Regions from separate parts of the Homo sapiens genome. Here all the other regions are linked to region 3. The links are chromatin contacts, found by Hi-C in ENCODE. All regions are on one chromosome and are shown on one strand. The core of a region is the stretch at or near the end of the contact, and the rest is flanking DNA. Distances in the headings are between cores, read along the strand shown. Region 1 overlaps CFAP20DC-DT (CFAP20DC divergent transcript). Region 2 overlaps CFAP20DC-DT (CFAP20DC divergent transcript). Region 3 overlaps FHIT (fragile histidine triad diadenosine triphosphatase).

Region 1 (4,643 bases), core at 1,457-3,956, 410 kb before region 3:
ACAATATGTTATTATTAACTATAGTCGTCAAGCTTATAACTTGTAAATGAAAGTTTATACTTCTTGACCAACATCTCCCCTTTCCTCTCATTCTAGTCCCTAGTAACCACAATTCTACTCTGTTACCATGAGTTCTACTTTTTATTTTATTTTTTTAAGCTTCTACATATGAGTAAGATCAGGCAGTATTTGCCTTTCTGTGCCTGGCTTATTTCACTTAGCATGACGTCCTCCAGGTTCATCCTTGTTGCAAATGTGGCAGGTTTTCCTTCTTTTCAAAGGCTGAATCGTATTCAATTGTGTAAATGTACCATATTTATCCATCATCTGCCAATGGACGCTTAGGTTGTTTCCATATCTTGGCTATTGTGAATAATGCTGCAATGAACATGAGAGCACAAATATCAATATAGGTTTATTTTTGTTCTATGAGAGATGAGCACACTTGATACTCAGAACATTTCCACTGGGGGATTCAGTTCGGCATTTTTAAGGGGAAGGGATAAATAAAACTTGGGGAAAATATCCTCTAGAATGGTTTGATCTCTTTTAAAGAAATATAATTGTGTTCGGACCCAGGATGTAGGTCCAGTTATCAGGTTGATTAAACTTATTTTTCTGATGCCTTGCCTCAGTATGGATTGAGAGCCACAGAATCATCTATGAGAACCTGGCCACTCCAAGCATATGTCAGTAAGTCTGTGCCCTTTTATTTTCTTGTGCTTCTCTAAGACTACGGGCAAGAGGCTGCAATTCTTTTTCAAGGGCGTCTCCAATTACCGCTCATTAACTCTGAGAAAAGCTCAAATAGGGAAGACAAAGAGGATTGGACTGAGGACGCTGGAGAGTGAAGACAAGACACTGAGCTCCCCCACCTCATGCACTGCACAGGGCTTCTAATCTCGGCGACCACATGGGAATGAGGCCCTGCTTCCCTTAGGTCTCTGCTGTCCCCAGGGAAAGTGAGTGAGATGAGTCAAGGCACAAGAACAGCAAGCCTCCTTGTATTGCTTTTCCAAGTATGCTGTTTATATTGTGCATGTGTATATATGTAGATGTGATATATGAATCTGGAGATCTCATCTGATGGGATATGAGAAAAAAGCCCAGTTGTAGAAGACAGACCAGCACTGAGAGATGTCATTATTAAAAGATGAATGAAAGGCAACTTTTCTGGCGGAATGTAATATCACACAAATAGACAACACAGTTTTGTTTTTCTTTTTTAAACTCTTTAAATTGTGAAATATCATACTTTAAAACAAGCATTTACAGTTTATATTTACAGTTTAATTTAGAAAAAAACGTTTACCTATGTAACAAACCTGCACATCCTACACATGTATCCCAGAACTTAAAATCAGATAAATTAATTAAAAAAAATACAAGCACCTGTGGACCCACCACCCAGTTTAAGAACTAGAACATGACCCGTGCGTTCTGTTCCCAGGGATTCTGTTCTGATATCCTTCCCCAGGCATGCTGTCTCCCTCCCTCCCCAGCAAGGAGTACCTCTGAATTTTATGTAGTCATTTTGTTTTAAGAGATACATATCTTTACATAGCTCTAAAATTGTAGAGCTGTGTGTAGCGCCAGTTCATTCTTTTTTAACATTCTGTATAGCTTTTCATCATATAAATATACCACAGTTGGGTTACCCACACTATTGTTGGTGGAAACCAGGGTCATTTCCAGTTTTCAGCAGTGCTGTGCATGTCTTGTGTCATACATGTACAAGAGTTCTCTCAGGTAGATATCTAGGATTGAGCTTGCCAGCTCACAGTTTGTATATATGTTCAGTTTTTACTGCCCAATGCCAAATTGTTTCCTGAAGTGGTTGTACCGATTTTTACTCCCACCAGCAGTGAGTGAGAGTTCCCACTGCTTCATACTCTTGCCAATATTGGATATTGTTGGATTTATTATGGTTTACTAACTGATGGTACAAAGGATATTTTATTACAATGTTAGTTTGCAAATAAATTGGTCATAAGCTTGAACACCTTCTCGTGTTGGATATATATGTTTCTTTTTCTGTAGAAAGCCTTTCTATGAACTTTTTCCTTTTTTCTTATATTGTGTTTTATTCTTTGTTATTCACTAATAGGAGCTCTTCACATATTCTAGATCCTTGCTGTCCAACAGAAATATAACGCAAGCCACATATAATTTAAAATTTCCTAGTAGCTACATTAAAGAAGTAAAAATAAACTAATAAAACTGGTTTTAATAATTCATTATTTTATGTCACTAAACTTTATCCAAATGTACCTAAAATTATCAATATAAAATTATTAATGAAGTCTTTGAAATTTAATGTGTATGTTATACTCATGGCAGATCTTATTCTGTGCCAGTCACATTTCAGTTGCTCACCAGCCACATGACGACTGTATTGATCAATACATGTCTAGAGGCTTCTCCTTTGACAATTAGATTTTCTTCTAAATTGTAGCTTATGCTCTCACTTTTTTGTGGCTTCTTTTTATGTGCAGGAGTGCTTCACTTGAACATAGCCCCATTTGATTAATCTTTCTTAGTGCTTTTTTGCATTGTGCTTAAAACCTTCTCTACACTGAGGTGATGAAAGTGTTGTCTTTTGTCCAGAAGTTTGAAAGTTTTGTCTTTTATGCTTACAGTCTTGATCCATATGGACTTGAACTTTGGGTTTCGTTTGAGGAAATTTCAACTATCTATATGGATAACACACTGCTGAACTGCTCCTTCTTGGTCCACAGCTCTGCACGTAGCCCTGTCGTGAGTCAGGTTTCCACGACAGGCACGGGTGTGTTTTCAGACTCTGTCTTCTGTTCCATTTGTCTCTTTGTTTGCCTCTTTCCAAATACCACACTGTCTTCATTATTATAGCTTTAAAATAAGCCCTGTTACCTGCTGAGGCAAGTCTCCTGGCTTGTTTCTCTCTTGGAGTTTCTTGGTATATTTCAGCCTTTGCTTTCAGATATAAATTTTAAAATCAGTTTGTCAGGGTCTGTGAAAATCCTTTTGTGGCCGTTCTATTCTGTTAGATGAGCTGTGTGAACTCAAATAAGTCACTTTGCCTCTTGGGCCTATCTTTTCATCTGTAAAATGACAGTTTCATTTTGATAGGAGTGAGTGTTTCATTATTAAATGATGTAATGCATGTAAAGTTCCCAGCACAGTGCCTGGCACCCAGGAAATAGTCAACAAGTAAAGGAGTGGTTTTATTGCTGTTAAAGCTGAGATGTGGGGGCCTGTTGTGGAGAGTGCTAGAATCTCAAAAGACAGGCTGGTTTTTAGTTGTACAGAACTGCAGTCTAGGAACTGTAGACTTATTATCACCTTTGTCTTCACATTTTAGTGCAGGCTTTTGTGATTAATATTAACAATGCACGTGTATAGAACTTTATACCTCAAAATATTTTCACTCATTTGATCATATTTGGACTGCTAAGGAGCATTGAGAAGCAAGTAAGCATGCACGTATTTGGAAATACCTGACAAGCTTCAGCCAAGCCTTGGAAGCTATATTAGGACAATGGGGTAAGAGGTTATAAGGATCAGACAACCACTCAGCTGCCTAGATGCCATCCATCTGCCAAGACAATTTGAAGGTGGAAGGGAGGGTAGGATTGCCAGAGAAAAACAGGACATTCATCTAAATTTGGATCTCCAATAAACAGTCATTTTTTAGGATAAATATGTCCCACATATTGCAGGTATACTTACACTGTGACATTCATTTCTCTGAAATTCAGATTTAACTGGGCATCTGTGTTTTCACTGGACACCTAAATCTGGCAGAAGGTATTGCTGTTACTTCTTCAAATTGGAACTGTGCTCCAGAGTCTTAATGCATAAATTGCCCTGAGATCTCATGCAGTCCAGCTCCTTCTTTTAGCAAATGTGGAAATTGAGATCCAGAGGCTGAGTGGTTACGTGTGGAATCGGATGATTCCTGATTCTGCATTCCTTTTTATGCTTCTGAACGTGCAAAAATACACAGCCACCTTTTCATTGTCTTCTTTATCTTGGAGAGGTAGGGACGTCTACCACATTGACCACAACTCTTCATTGAGCCTTGGTTATGGGCAGTTTACATGGCAGGCCCTAGCCACCAGGCAAGTATCTGGTCACTCAGGGGATTAGCTAGGTCTCAAATTCTCAGGGTTCTGGAAGTATCATTCTGGACTGTAGCTGAAGGCCATGAGGCCACATAGCCAGGCTTTAGCACCTCCATTGAAATGCAGCCTTGTCAGAGCCGTCAGCTCCTGTGCTGATAGGGAACAATCACAGAGAAGCAGGCAAAAGCACAAAACTCTTCAGATGAAAAAGAATAAAAAATGATGAAGGGGAAGGAAAGAGTAACTGATGAGAAAAGATACTGCCACTTCTGACAACTGGAGGGGCTGAAGGGCCTAAATGCAGGGAAAAAGAGGGGTTCCACTGGGAGAGGCAAGTGGTACAACAAGATTTCATATCAGAATATTTTTTCTAAAATGAGGACTCTTAGACTGAGAAAGGACTCCCATGGGCCTCTTAGATTGATGAAGAGTCCCGTTGCTGGAGTCATTTTAAACCAGAACTGAACAAAGTGATTGAAAATAAACTGCAGGGAACACTTGCTTGGATATCTTCTGGGACAGACTTGATCATCTGATCAG
Region 2 (4,707 bases), core at 1,471-3,970, 470 kb before region 3:
CTTTACTAGGAACTTTCTCCTAACAGCAGAATGAGAGTTTCTAAATAAAGACATGAACTTTTTGTGTAGGTGTCTTTGCTTATTTGGCATTTTCCATCTTGGGGTGGGAGGTTGGATGGAATAGCTTTCGTAGGTAGTGCTTTTGCTGTCCCTACTTGCTCAAAATATCGGCCTGGGGTATCAAGAACTGAACCAATTAAAAAATCTTGTTTCCTGTGCTGGTGCTCTTTCCTTTAACACAGTGGTTTTCTCTCTTACCTACTGCTACCCAAAGTTATTTCCATTAGGTGTTTCTTTCCTGCTGCCATGTAAAAAGATTAAAAATAGTATTGTAGACAGACTGAATTTAGGGGGAAATTTTTCGGTCCTGTGCACCATTGTGGATTATGTCTTTGAAGCTCACACTGAACTCCTCAAGCTCCATTTTAAGTGTCATTTTATCACATCCCATTCACTTGAGTCCAGAGTCCTGAGCTAGGGAATGGCAGATAATTGCCAATCCCACCATGAAAGTGTTATCTGCATATTAAACACGTCACTCAGGAATCCAGTGAATGAGTCAGAGACAAAAGTTTAAAATAAGATCATCATTCTTGCAGGTCCTCCTTCCATACATTGCAGCAGGAGTCTGTTAGGGACCATATCGAAAAATAGAATTGCAGAAATCAAGTATGTTTCTTTCAGTACCTCTAGGTGGGGAGTGGAGGGTCAGTAGGAGAGAAAATATAGGCTTTGGGTTGAGAGGGATCTGGGTTCGATTTCCCAGCTCTGTGATATTAAACAAATCAATCACTCATCCCTAAGGAGTCTCAGTCTTCTCATCTATAGAACATGGGCAAAATACTGATCTTGCTGGTCAGGAAGATTAAACAGGCATCACCCGTAAAGCCACCTAGCTCATGCCACGCATAGAGGCATCCGGTGGCACATTGCCCTCAACACTGGGTGAATACCATTTTGAGTTAATTACAGCTCTGATTTCACAGACCATTTCCAAAGTTTAATTGTATTTCTTTCATGCAGTCATTTGAACTATCTACAGCGCGTTTCTTGTAGGTTACACCTGGCTACTGGAAGACGTCCTAGGTGATTGTTCAAAGGGGCCCATTGAGAGGTGAGTGATGAGGCTGGTGAGAATTCTGTGGTGTGCTTAAGAGTCTTCTGGGCATTTGCTAAATCTAGTCAGATTCTAGGACTCAACCCCAGAGAATCTGATACAGCGTTTGAAGAGGGGACTCTGAAATTTGCACAATGAAGGTTCTCCTCAGGTACTTACAATGTAGAGGCCTTTCGCACTAGACTTCAAAACACACTGCCAGAAACATGCCCACAGAAGAACCGCTAACGACTTAGTGATATGGAAGGGGGGCAGAGAGGTGCTGGGAAGAAAAGGACATGGTCCCTGGTGAGGGTTCCACCCCCGGCCGGTGCCCACGGACCTAGGTGAGAAGAGGGACTCCTGCATTTGTGGCCAAATATTGCATTTCCCAGGACCACCCTGGCCTGCCACACTGTCATCCTGTGCCTATAAAAACCTAGAAACCCTAGCAGGCAGACACAAAGGTGGCTGGACGTCAAGAGGAGCACATCAGCAGAGGAACACATGGGTGGCTGGATGTCGAGAGGAATGCACCAGTGTAGCACAACACCAGCACACTGGCAGGCCATCGACTGGCAGAACAATGCGGAGTGTGGCTGAGGTGGTTGGAAAAGAGTCGGGCGGCCAAGCGGCCGTACTCCACGGGAAAACCATCTCCCTTCTGGCTCCTCCATCTGCTGAGAGCTACTTCCATGCAATAAAACCTTGCATTCATTCTCCAAGCCCATGTATGATCCGATTCTTCTGGTACACCAAGGCAAGAATCCCAGGATACAGAAAGCCCTCTGTCCTTGTGATAAGACAGGGGTCTAATTGAGCTGACTAACACAAGCCACCTATGGATGGCTAAACTAAAACAGCACCCTGTAATACACACCCACTGGGGCTTCAGCTGTAAACATTCACCGCTGGACACTGCCGTTAGGTTGGGGCCCCACAGCCTGCCCGTCTGTGTGCTTCCCTAGAGGTTTGAGTGGCAGGGCACTGAAGAAGCGAGCCACACCCCCATCGCACGCCCTGCAAGGGGGACAAGGGAACTTTTCCTGTTTCACTAGGATTGACCACTGGGAAAATGCCACTCATGGGAGATGAGACAGCAGCCATCCAGTCACCAGAGAGCTGTGATATCCAGTCACCAGAGAGCTGCGATATGGACAAGCATGGGATTTGTCCTGGAGCCCCAGGGGTCAAAACAGAGCCTGATGGGTAGAAATTCCAGGGAGCAAATTTCCATTTAATATAGATGAGTGCTTTTCTAAGAATTAAAGGTGTCCAAGTGTGGCCTATGTAGCTCCAGGGGAAATGAACCTTCCAACTCAGGAGAAATTTAAATTTGTCTGTCTGAGTGACCTCTGGGAATTTTATAGAGAGGAGATTATCGCATGCTCTTAGCCCCCAATGGCACCCGAATTACTCTTATTGCCATTGCTTATACCTTTAGGTCCAGTGTGTTCACTCTCACAGATATTTGTTACCCATTTACTCAGTGCCTGATTCTATGAGGATGAAGCAGGAAAGTGCTCTGCAAATCCAGGACAGAGTGTGATTTTCGCAGATGCTGTTATTAGAAAAGAAAATGTCGGGTTTCACTTTCCATATGGAAAGAGGTAGTAGGTATTTCTGGTAATGAGAAGAGAGGGAGGGATTACTCATTGGAAGAAAGAGGTAATGAGTAAGCTAGTTCCGCTTTGAGAAGAAAAATGCTTTCACAACAGCTTTTAACAGATTGATTAAGCAAAGTTTTCGTTTTGTTTCAAATAATTATTTGTTTTTCTGCCTTTCTCTTCAGAGCTGTGAAATTCTAGACGTCTCTTAGAAATAAAATGGGTTGCTACACACTTATTTTTCTCAGCTCTATATACATTTCTCCTTCTTCTTTGAAATTTGTGGCCACCATTAATGTATATAGGATGTTCTCATTTTGATTTTCAGTTGAGACACTGCAGACTTTTATGAGGGATGCTTTGGATCAAGCAAGAGACACTGAGTAGTTTCCTTCCTTCCAAGATTTCAAAGCAACAGCACCATATTGAGTCTAAACTCAAAGCCTTTGTTCAGAAGCCAGCAGCTGGCTACTCACACCAAGATGGCATTGGATGTTTTTGGAGTGGGATATCCAGGTGACATTTTAATAAAAGCTTTCATGGGCCAATTATTTAATCTATAGAGTTTTATAATTAGCTGACTTTGAAACCTTATTAAACCCCATGTGCAAGATCATGTGAAATTGTACCTCAAGTTTGATTTTTCTTTGTTGTACCCCTCTTCTCTCCTACTTCCTTGATAGTTGCTATTTGTTTGATATTTTTAAAAATTTCTTATTGACACACAGATCCATCCACAAAACAAAGTCATAAAGGCACCTTGATCTGTAAAGTGTTCTGAGTTTCTTAAAACTCTAGTACAGAATGAGAGTCTCTAGAAGGTAGAAGGCCTAGTTTTGGAAGTTGCCATCAGCATTGGATTTTTGCCGAATAGTGCTATATATGTTCAATAATAAAGTTTTCTGTTTTTGTCAACTATTTCTTATGGAACTATTCTCTGTGATGCTGAGGTTACAGAAAAATATCATTTTTCTGTCACTGTTGGTGTTCTTCAGGACCTCACTTTTAAATAGATGTCCTTTTGAAACCTAGGTGGTTATGTGCATCAGAAAAACACCTTATCCTGTGCCCCATTGGGTGACTTGGACAAAGTAACACAATTTTGGTGGGGGAAATGGTACATATTATGTTTCATAGGAGCCAGATTCCAATAGTAACCATCTGACCCTTGTGATCCTATGTTTTCAATTTTCCTATAAAAGAACGCAACAAACAGTGCTGCTCAAGCCTATTTTTCTATTAAGTGTTCTTTGATTCGTGAGTTGCTGGGTAGATTTTCCATTCTCAGTGTTAGAAGACACGAACATCAAATACTTTTCTCTTAGAGTAACTTCTCATGCAACTGTCTCATGGCATATGCTAAAAGAAAAGAAAGTTCCTTACGTATGAGTACAGAGAAACGGAGCATGATTTTAACCTTGGTTTCAGGTTTTGTTATTTAGTCTTTTTGACTTGAATATGAACTCAAGTGTTTGCTAATTAAAAGAATAAACACAGCAGCCATTGCTCCGCCAAAATACGTTTATCGAGTGCCTATCTTGTGCACAGTCCTTTGCTAGGCTCTGTTTATATAACATATCCTATTTAAAAGGCTGCTTGATAAATAAGCAGTTTGGAAATCCCTGGTGGGAGGTAGGTGGCGATATTCAGTGTAGCTTCCCCAGCTGCCACCTGGAACATGAGTCTGAGAATGTCTATGCAGGAAGATGATTAATTTCAAAAATCATTTCTAGGAAATTCTCTGGATCTTTATATAATTCCCTGGCCTCCAGGGAAAGAAGTTAAGATAACTTGAATTACTTGCCTTGGTAAAAATGTTGAACTGAATCCTGATCTCATTTCTTGCCTCCCCTTCCTTTTCTCTTCTTTCTAAATCAAAGAACAGTTTGACACTAATATGGTTGTTGTATTATTTATCTATTGCTGCGTAACAAGTTGACCCAACCTTAGCAGCTTAAAACAACTAACATCTATTATCACATAGTTTCTGGGAGTCAAGAATTC
Region 3 (4,813 bases), core at 1,583-4,082:
AATGTTTTCCCCTCGCAGGGTTCTTTTGAGGATACAGTGAGTATTAAAATGGGCTGGTACATAGTAAGAATTTGCCCAATGTTAATTATAAAAATTTTCCTGATATTACTTGGTAAGTTATTCTGTTAAATGGAATAAACACCCATGAATGCCACATATAAACCAACAGCTTTGACCCTCATAATGACCCCCATCTATCCATGTTGTCCTCCCCCATTTATCTTCTTGTCTCCAAGGTCATTATGTTCCTGAGTGCCAGGTTCATCTTTCTTCTTACAGGGTTTTATTGCATGTATAATTGGTCCTAACATGCTTTATAATCTAAGCTGTTTTAAATTTTATAAAAAGGATTCCATCCTTATTTAATCTTATGCTATCCTCACAAACTTATTTTCCCCCACTTGATATTTTACTATGAAGAAATTAAAAGTTACCTACAACTGAATAATAATGAAATGCTACATATTAAAATCTGTACTTATAATAGAAGATAGCCTCAATGTTAATAAGGTGTCAATCTTAAGTATACAAAAACTGAACAAAATAAGTTCATATTTAGCAAAAGAAAAACCACAATAAATATGAGCACAAATTGATGAAATAGAAAAATATTTTCTAGAAAAGATCAAAAAAGTCAAAAGTAGATTCTTTGATAAAATAATTAATAGATAAACCTTTTTTTGTTTTTTTTTTTTGAGACGGAGTCTTGCCCTGTCGCTCAGTCTGGAGTGCAGTGGCACTAACTTGGCTCACTGCAAGCTCTGCCTCCCGGGTTCATGCCATTTTCCTGCCTCAGCCTCCCAAGTAGCTGGGACTACAGGCGCCCGCCACCACGCCCGGCTAATTTTTTTGTATTTTTAGTAGAGACGTGGTTTCACTGTGTTAGCCAAGATGGTCTTGATCTCCTGACTTCGTGATCCACCCGCCTCGGCCTCCCAAAGTGCTGGGATTACAGGTGTGAGCCACCACGCCCAGCCAATAGATAAACCTTTGACAATATCGATTAAAAGAGGAAGATGTTTTGAATGAAAAAGTGAATATTTATTACAACTAAAATAATAAATGGCTATTGTCAACAACTATCTGTCAAAATTTTTAAAAATTTAGATGAAATGTATAAATGCCTAAAAATTTATAACTAACCATAATGGACCCAAGAAATAACAAAAAGTTTATATAGCCCTATGGCTATTAAATAAATTAAGGTAATTGTTAAAATTTTTTTTGCAAAGAAAACATCACACCAGGTGATTTTACACGCAAATTTTTCCCAATGTTCAAGGAAGACATCATTCCAATTTTATGCAAACTCTTCCATATGATAGAAAAAAAGAGATTATTCCCCATAGATTCTGTAAATCAGTATAACCCTGTTACTAGGACCAGGCATAAAAATCACAAGGGAGGAAAATTACAGCCTTCTCTCACAAAGGAATATAGATGCAGACCATTCTTCTTAGTAGTATACTCAATTGTAAGGCATAACAAATTTTATTTCCAATATACAAGTAGCAGTGTAACATTACAGAAAGATTTCATTAGCTTTGGAATGTACCATTTTTCTAGCTGTATAATGTAGCAATGTTATCTAATTTCTCTAAGACTCAGTTTCCTTCTTTGCAAAATGGCTTTTTATAATATCTATCTAATTCTGTGGGAATTAAGGAAGTAAACAATATAAAGCCCTTAGCTCAGAGTCTGGAAGTAACAGTAAGCAATAATAAGTTACAGCTTCTATTTATCAAGTACTTAGCTCCCCGGCTGAGTATTTTTTTTTTTTTTAACTCTCCTTTAATCCCCACAACCACCCTGAATGGTGGAGATTATGCTCAATTAGTGAATAAAGAAACTGAGTCAAGTGGAATTTCAACAACTCACCCAAAGTCACATAAGTTGCAAAAAGTCACGCTAATGTAACAATCGCAGTCTCTGAATACTGATGCCTGGGGTCCTTTCAAATGTGGAGCTGATATTACCAGCTGCTATCGGGGACACAGCACTTCCTCTGAGGGGCACTGGAGTTCCTTCCACAAGGCATGGAATGTGTTCACCTTTTCAGGGGAAGCAGTTTTCAAGTTGGGGTTTGATTTGTGACATGTGAGATTAAATTGCAGCATTTCTAATGGAAAGGCTTCAGAGGGCAGGAATGAGCGATACACTGTCATTTCTCCATCTCTGCGTGAGGAACCTTAAGCACTAATGAGATCAGATATGTCACCGCAACTCTCTCCACTCTGCCACAGATTCCAGGTCAGAATATTTTTTTTTTTAAACATTCTGGCCACTTCACTGCCTACCTGCAACTCTCTACCACGTTCCTGACATATAAGATTTATGATAATTTACCTTAGGCAGGGCTTGGAGTTTTATTCCACCAGGTTATCAAAAATGTTGCCAATAATCTCTTTCATATTTTCATAGGACAAGATTATACAAATAATATTCCACCCTATTCTTTCCCTAGAGAAACTTACATATCGATTAGACAGGGAGGCCTAACAAAGATTCAAGAGTCAGTTTGTCCTATGAGCGTGGAAAACACCACTCCTGTTAAAGATTACAGAGTGACGTCACTTATGACTATGCTGTGCAAAGTGCTGGGTTTTTTTTTTTTTTTTTGTATCCTAAGGGGCTTTATGCTTGTCTTTGTACTATTGGTGCCTTGGGAAGGAAAACAAGAATGCATTTCTCAACATTTATGTCTGCAGCGATACTGGGAACTGTGAATGCTAACATATTTTTAAAGAGCTCTGATAGAGAGAAACCAGGTGGTGAAAGAAGGTAGTGAACAAGCCTGGATACAGAAAGGTTTAGAGTAGAACTTACGGGCGCCACCTGCTGGTCCCCTGACACCACTGCCCAGAGCTTCCAGTTCCCCTAATTGGAGTCTCAGCTTTATGGCCAGTTGGCTCAGCTGAATATTATTAAATGATTTCTGTCTTCAACTATGCTTAGACACAGCCTTGGAGACAAGTAAGTAATGCAGAGAGAGTAAAAGGGAGTGAGTAGATGTCAAAGAATGGTTTGCCCATTCAACATATGTGTGACTGCTGTGAAAGGTGTATGGGAGTTTCCCACATCATCTATCAGCAAAAAGACATAAATGGTGATCTTCCTTCCTTTTCCCACCTTCTTTTTTTTTTTTTTTTTTTTTTTTTGAGATGGAGTGCTGGAGTGCAGTGGAGCGATCTCGGCTCACTCCAACCTCCACCTCCTGGGTTCCAGTGATTCTCTTGCCTCAGCCTCCCAAGTAGCTGGGATTACAGGCGCCCGCCACTACGCCTGGCTAATTTTTTGTATTTTTAGTATAGACGGGGTTTCACCATGTTGGCCACGATGGTCTCAAACTCCTGACCTTGTGATTCACCTGCCTCGGCCTCCCAAAGTGCTGGGATTACAGGTGTGAGCCATCGTGCCCAGCCTTTTCCCTTTCTTTCTTGGAGAGAAATGATAGCATCTGAGGAGGCAGGAGCGAGGGGTGTCTTGTGGAGGTGGGTAGTGATGGCAGCCTGCTCTGTAACTGAACATGCAGGGCAACGTGGGGAGAGGGGTGCTGCATGGATGGGGGCAGTGGTGTTTCTAGTGTGTGAGGAAGCAGAGCAGAGGATGAGATGTACGCAGGTGGTGGGCAGTGAAGGCTAATATTGAACAAATGAGTATATATATTAAGGATAATGGGAACCAAGTTTCTGTCAGAGAAGGTATTTATAAATGTGGAAGGGGGAAAAGACTTAGATTTGAATTGAAGATACTGATATGAATTCATGTGGCTTATGTGTAAACATATACACATACCCAGATATGGAAATAATAATAAGTGTGTGTTTGTGTGGACTTATATGTACATATTTCCTAGCTCTGTGTTGACTGGGTCTCAAAGCATTGACATCACAGGAACAATAAGCATGCTAAGCACCCAGATCTTGATTTCTAAAATCATTCTACACGGACAGGAACCAGAGCTGCTTGGAGAAGTGGCTGATTCCAAGGCTGGACAGGGACAGTATAAGATGATCCTGGAGCATCTTTTTTGTACCAGAATATAAAGAAATGCTCAAAGAATGATGGGGAGATCTGGCAAGTACCAACTGGACCAGGTGATCAAGTGGGGATACGGTCAGTGTGGTTGCCTTCTGATGTGATATGCTGAGAAGAGCTCAGCAGCGTTTTTGTGGAATTCCTGCCAAGATGGCATGGAAGAATACATGACTTGAGTCTAATAATGAAGAAACAGTGGAAGCTCCAGAGAAAGAGTCATCCTACAGGAAAAAAAGACCTATACTCTTTAAGGCAGGAAAACACGAGACAGGGAAAGAATAAAAATCCATTCCAGGCTGGGTGCTGTGGCTCACGCCTGTAATCCCAGCACTTTGGGAGGCTGAGGCGGGTGGATCACCTGAGGTTAGGAGTTCAAGCCCAGCCTGGCCAACATGGTGAAACTCCGTCTCTACTAAAAATACAAAAAATTAGCCAGGCATGGAGGTGTGTGCCTGTAATCCCAGCTACTCCAGAGGCTGAGGCAGGAGAATTGCTTAGAAGCTGGGAGGCGGAGGTTGCAGTGAGCTGAAGATCGCGTCACTGCACTCCAGCCTGGGCGACAGAGGGAGACTCTGACTCTCAACAAACAAACAAACAAACAAAACCATTCCAGATTGGAGGAAACTGATGAAAAATAATAATTAAATGCAGTGTATGTTTCTGTATAGCATCCTGGACCAAAAAAGAAAATGTCATCACTGAGACAGTTGGCAAAATGTGAATGGGGCCTGTGGACTGAATGGTAGTGCTGTATCAGTGTTGATTCCTGATTGGA

What was found. Hi-C counts contacts between places; a loop is a spot of excess contacts on that map. Pooled maps may share reads with other maps.
Region 1: a loop to region 3 is called in a map of PC-3, with 6 times the contacts of the local background. The contact joins two enhancer-like sites. A Hi-C loop is called at or near these places in 3 of 168 maps with a recorded cell type or tissue (CD4-positive, alpha-beta memory T cell, OCI-LY7 and PC-3) and 11 of 50 pooled maps.
Region 2: a loop to region 3 is called in a map of GM12878, with 4 times the contacts of the local background. The contact joins two enhancer-like sites. A Hi-C loop is called at or near these places in 1 of 168 maps with a recorded cell type or tissue (GM12878), 4 of 37 single-sample maps with no recorded cell type and 11 of 50 pooled maps.

What each region holds. Positions count from the first base shown.
Region 1 is chr3:59,441,350-59,445,992 of GRCh38, forward strand. All of the region lies in intron 5 of CFAP20DC-DT (CFAP20DC divergent transcript), which reads left to right. Among named protein-coding and RNA genes, the nearest start is that of CFAP20DC-DT, 360 kb to the left of the region's middle. RefSeq lists an enhancer at 2,971-3,020. Within about 2 kb of position 2,707, at least 3 of the 41 ENCODE cell types and tissues checked have a DNase peak (open chromatin) inside an H3K27ac peak, as active enhancers do.
Region 2 is chr3:59,383,676-59,388,382 of GRCh38, forward strand. The region is part of intron 5 of CFAP20DC-DT (CFAP20DC divergent transcript); the gene reads left to right. Among named protein-coding and RNA genes, the nearest start is that of CFAP20DC-DT, 300 kb to the left of the region's middle. RefSeq lists an enhancer at 2,498-2,557 and a silencer at 2,728-2,787. Within about 2 kb of position 2,721, at least 2 of the 41 ENCODE cell types and tissues checked have a DNase peak (open chromatin) inside an H3K27ac peak, as active enhancers do.
Region 3 is chr3:59,855,104-59,859,916 of GRCh38, forward strand. All of the region lies in intron 8 of FHIT (fragile histidine triad diadenosine triphosphatase), which reads right to left. The region is part of intron 1 of LOC105377113 (a long non-coding RNA gene); the gene reads left to right. Among named protein-coding and RNA genes, the nearest start is that of MIR548BB, 760 kb to the right of the region's middle. Within about 2 kb of position 2,833, at least 2 of the 41 ENCODE cell types and tissues checked have a DNase peak (open chromatin) inside an H3K27ac peak, as active enhancers do.